Linked DNA regions of Homo sapiens: region 2 is linked to region 1. A link is a loop called in an ENCODE intact Hi-C map of the cell type or tissue named here. Cell type or tissue: MCF 10A. All regions are shown on one strand.

What was found. Hi-C counts contacts between places; a loop is a spot of excess contacts. Peaks named below come from ENCODE experiments on the same cell type or tissue, not always from the same donor. Only the 100,000 strongest peaks of a DNase experiment are listed, where the experiment ranks them.
Region 2: it touches region 1 in a loop (2.2-fold over the local background); 14 of 110 quality-filtered maps call a loop at or near these places.

Annotation. Positions count from the first base shown.
Region 1 is chr6:127,463,826-127,466,325 of GRCh38, forward strand. The region is part of intron 7 of SOGA3-KIAA0408 (SOGA3-KIAA0408 readthrough); the gene reads right to left. It overlaps LOC124901399 (a long non-coding RNA gene), which reads left to right. Exons shown (of 2, transcript XR_007059750.1): 2 at 271-709. Among named protein-coding and RNA genes, the nearest start is that of KIAA0408, 5.7 kb to the left of the region's middle. RefSeq lists a silencer at 1,119-1,413. In MCF 10A, a CTCF peak has its summit at 1,243 (motif pointing right); a DNase peak (open chromatin) is centred at 1,246.
Region 2 is chr6:127,346,066-127,348,565 of GRCh38, forward strand. No RefSeq gene overlaps it. Among named protein-coding and RNA genes, the nearest start is that of ECHDC1, 3.7 kb to the left of the region's middle. In MCF 10A, no CTCF peak of the experiment used is centred here; a DNase peak (open chromatin) is centred at 1,326.

The DNA of each region.
Region 1 (2,500 bases):
TGAGATTATAGGCCTGAAACACTGTGCCCCGCCTAAACTCATTCTTCTGCATGTTAAAGTTCAAAGGCTACTATAAAGGACGTATTTTAAGAAATCCTTCCTTCTTGAATAATGTCTGCCCCTTGCAATTTTCAAAGTACTTTAAGATCATGAGATCTCAGTTGTTTAGCAGAACTCTTAAATCTTAAATTATCTTCAATTCCTAAGGTCTTGGGTACTTCAATTAACATTCCATTTAACAAATATTTGTGAATACCAATTCTGTGCCAGGTTAGACCAAGAGGACTCAAAGAAGAGGAAGAAATCCTTGTCTTCAACAGGTCTGGTCAGCTCTGAAGATTCCCTGAAATGTGACATGTAGCGTGACTGTTTGCATTCTGAGTAGCCCACTACACTGGTATAAATTCACAAATTTGGAGAGTCTCTCCTAGGAGTACCCACAGCATTCCACCAAGGAGATCACGGTTTAGTGTTACTCTCACTCAGTCCTAGCTGCATACTATAATCACACAGAGAATGAAAAAGAAAAATAGTAATGCTGGAACTCTCCCCAGACTTCTGACTCAGACCATCCAGTGGTGAGGTCCTGGCTTCAGACTTTTGATAAAGTTCCACAGCTGATTCTGTCAAATTTGGTCCTGTGTTATTTGAGTTCTAGAATGGCAATTTCAACTGTGTGTTAATAAATATAATTTTGATCCTCCTAAAATACTGTTTTGGAGTATAAAATTATGAGGATCACACACAGAATATTTACTATCCATGTACATGTTTGGATTATTACTTGCCAGCTAATGTAATATTTTTCCAGTGGGGGATGTTTATCCTTAGAATCATGGGAAACTGGCTGTCTCTTCTATTCTGAAGGCTGAGGACACGTCAACAGGTTTTTTAGCCAAGCACATCCGTCATGGGGCTTATGCGCAGGCATTTCCAGATGACAGAAATATTCAAAAGACACGTTTGAATGATCTGTTCTTTTTAGGTAGTGGTCCAAATTCTGAACCAAACAGTAACATATTTGAGAAATGTGGGCTATTTTAAAACTAGAAACAGACCTTGCTCACATTTTTCAAACTTGTTTTTAGCATCTCATTGTATTATTTACAGATTCTTGACTTGGAGGATACTGATAATGATGACAATAAAATCAAAAATAATAAAAAGGACTGTTTGAGGGCTACCTTTTCTTTAGTGACCAGCAGAGTCCTGGGAATGCTTGTCCACCACAAGAGGGCCACCCTGAGCCACTTACTTCTCTCTGCTAGGATGTTTCAGCAGTAAAGCATGGCTCAGGCTTGGTGAGTGCAATTTGAAGGACACAGGAACTAATCCATATTGCCCCAGGGAGTAACTAATCCACCTATATCTTCTACGAGAAATGTTAGATTTATCACTACCGGGTGGCAGCATTCTATTTCCAATAATTGCCTAGTAAAATACCACTGGTAGAGGAAATAACTATTGGCTACTCACCACTTCGGCACAGAAAAGAAGAGGTAGCACATACTAAGGACTAGAAGGAACAGATCAATATGGGTAGGCTTTGATTAGAGGTCAGGAAAGCCATCTGTTTCATTCACAGGGCATGGAGTGGGGAAACAGGTGGAAGATCTGAATGGGGAACTGCATAGGTGGGTGTTAGATTTTGAGCCCCTGGAGTTCAGGTCAAAAGGAATATGGCATCATGATATGAGAGGGATACAGTAAAGGATCTGGAGGTAAAGTTACAGAACGGGAGGCCTAAAGTCACACTTCAGTGTAGCTCCTAGGCCCACTCTGCAGAATCAGCCAGACCCATTTTCAGGGTCTTCTGCAGAACCATGCAGACCCATTTTCCATGGCCAAGGTCCCTCAGTAAGTCCATATTAGCCTATAAGCACAATACCTTGATGGGTAATTTGCCCATGAACATCTCAAAAATTCATAAAGGAAAAGGGGTTAGGAAGAGAGAGTTACAAAATGGTGGTATCATGTAGGGCAAAAGCTATTTCAAGTGCAGGAAGGAAACAGTAGGTATTTAGTACATCCTCAAAAGCAGCTGTGTCTGACCCTTCCACTGTATTCTGATGTTGTTGACGCTATCAATATATATTGCAAAATAAGATTTCTGCAACCTTATTCTTTTTTTTTTTTTTTGAGACAGAGTTTCACTCTTGTCACCCAGGCTGGAGTGCGATGTCACGATCTCAGCTCACTGCAACCTCTGCCTCCCGGGTTCAAGCAATTCTCTTGCTTCAGCCTCCCAAATAGCTGGGATTACAGGCACCCGCCACCAGGCCCAGCTGATTTCTGTATTTTTAGTAGAGACGGGGTTTTGCCATGTTGGCCAGGCTGGTCTCGAACTCCTGACCTCAGGTGATCCACTCAACTCGGCGTCTCAAAGTGCTGGGATTACAGACGTGAGCCACCGTGCCCAGCCAACCTCACTCTTTCTTTATCCAACTCTTTTTAATCCACACTACTATTTTGAATCCAGTCACTTTCTACAAATATCAGG
Region 2 (2,500 bases), 120 kb before region 1:
TGAGATATCACCTCATACCTGTTAGAATGGCTATTATCAAAAAGACAAAAAATAACATGCCCATGCATATGTGGAGAGAAATACTTATACACTGTTGGTAAGAATGTAAATTACTGGCCAGATGCAGTGGCTCACGCCTGTAATCCCAGCACTTTGGGAGGCTGAGGTGGGCGGATCCCGAGGTCAGGAGGTCAAGACCATCCTGGCCCACATGCTGAAACCCCTTATCTACTAAAAATACAAAAAAATTAGCCAGGCATGGCAGCACATGCCTGTAGTCCCAGCTAAACCTGGGAGGCAGAGGCTGCAGTGAGCCGAGATCACACCACTGCACTCCAGCCTGGGTGACACAGCGAGACTCCGTCTCAAAAAAATAATAAATAAACAAAAGAATTTGAATTACTCTAGCCATTATAGAAAACAGTATAGAGGTTCCTCAAAAAATTAAAAACAAAACTGCCATATGATCCCACAATCCCACGCCTGGGTATATATCTGAAGGAAGTAAAATCAGTATGTTGCAGAGATATCTGCACTCTCATGTTTATTGCAGCACTGTTCATAAGAGCCGAGATATGGAATCAACCTAAGTGTCCATCAGTGGATGAGCGGATAAAGAAAATGTGGTATATACATACAATGGAATACTATTCAGCCATTAAAAGGAATGAAATCCTGTCATTTGTGGCAACATAGATGGACCTGGAGAACATTAAGTGAAATAAGCCAGGCACAGAAAGACAAATATCACATGATCTCATGCAGGTGTAGAATCCAAAGAAGTTGATCTCATAGAAGTGGGAAATAAAATGGTGGTTATCAGAGGCTGAGAAGAGATTAATCAGTGGGTACAAAGTTACAGTTAGGAGGAATAAATTCTGGCGGTCTATTGCACAGTAGGATGACTGTGGTTAACAACATTGTTTCAAAATGGCTAGAAAAGATTTTGGTTGTTCTCACTACAAAGAAATGGTAAATACATGAGGTGATGGTTTTGCTAAATAACATTAAAATATCACCATATCCCATAAATAAGTAAAATTGTTATGTGTCAAAAATGAAACAAAAATATATAATGTTGGGGGGTATTAAGTGCTATGATGACAAGTAAAGCAAGTTTGGCATAATTTTGGGAGTTGGCATATTAGGTTAAGGTAAAGCCAGTTACTTTTGTTATGTTTATGAATTCCTAGGCCTCTTGACAAACACTGAGGTTCTCAAACATTGGCAAACACAAGTCACATTAGGTAAACATACAAATTCTTGGCCTTAGTTCCATATATTTTATTCTGAACAAATAGCCCTTAAGTCAAAATTGAGAAACAATGATTAGTAATAAGTTTTTACACTTCAAGTATTTCCTCATTCTGAACAAAGGATGTCGACATGTATTTACACACTTGAATGTTTCAACACTACCGTGTGATGTGATTTTACTTTTTTTTTTTTATATATTTCAGCTTTGAGTATCATGTATTCTATTTTCAATCTGTTGTTTGTGGCCTAGACTCAATGCAATAAGTTTTTAAGGGGTTTTCTCTCTGAAGCACAAAATACCTTTTTACTCTAAAAAGCGGGGATGGGAAGAAGATAAACCAGACTCAGATATTATGATTTTCTTCACTTGTCCCTGGTATGAGTTTTATGAAAACATTTGTAACCCAATCACAGCTATCTTTCCCCTGAAACAACACGTGCTTTAGACTGAATTGGTTATAGTTCTAGGTATGAGAAAGAAATATCAAAATGTTATACCACAATGTATATCATTTATTGTTGCATTATATTCTATCATGATAATTTTTATTAATGTAAGCTTATTGAGTTCAAATGCCTTGTTAGCCTTATTTTTCCTCCTTCCCATCCTTTCTTTTTTTCCTCCTCGGTTCTTTCCTCTCTTTATTTCTTTTGAGAATGTAGTTAAATTTTTTTCTTAAAAAATGCCATAGAAAAAAATACTAGAATGAATATCTCATGCTGTTAATAGTTATCAGTAGTAACTTGGGGGAATGTAGTGTTTGTTTTGTTAGTTAAATATACTTGGTTTTCAGATTTCTCAAAATGAATGAGAACACTTAATAACATGGTAAAATGTTGAAACTATAGTATTACTTTCAAAAAGGCTATCTAGAATGGAAGAAGGGTGATGTCAGAAAGATGGCAGTATAGCACTTCCCAGTACTTGTCCCTTCACAGAAACATCTATTTGAACCACTATCCTTTTTTTTTTTTGAGACAGAGTCTTGCTCTTGTTGCCCAGGCTGGAGTGCAATGGCGCAATCTTGGCTCACTGCAACCTCCGCCTCCTGGGTTCAAGCAACTCTGCCTCAGCCTCTTGAGTAGCTGGAATCACAGGCACACGCTACCACGCCGGCCAATTTTTGTACTTTTAGTAGAAACGGGGTTTTGTCATGTTGGCCAAGCTTGTCTTGAACTCCTGGCCTCAGGTGATCCACGTGCCTCAGCCTCCCAAAGTGCTGGGATTACAAGCGTGAGCCAC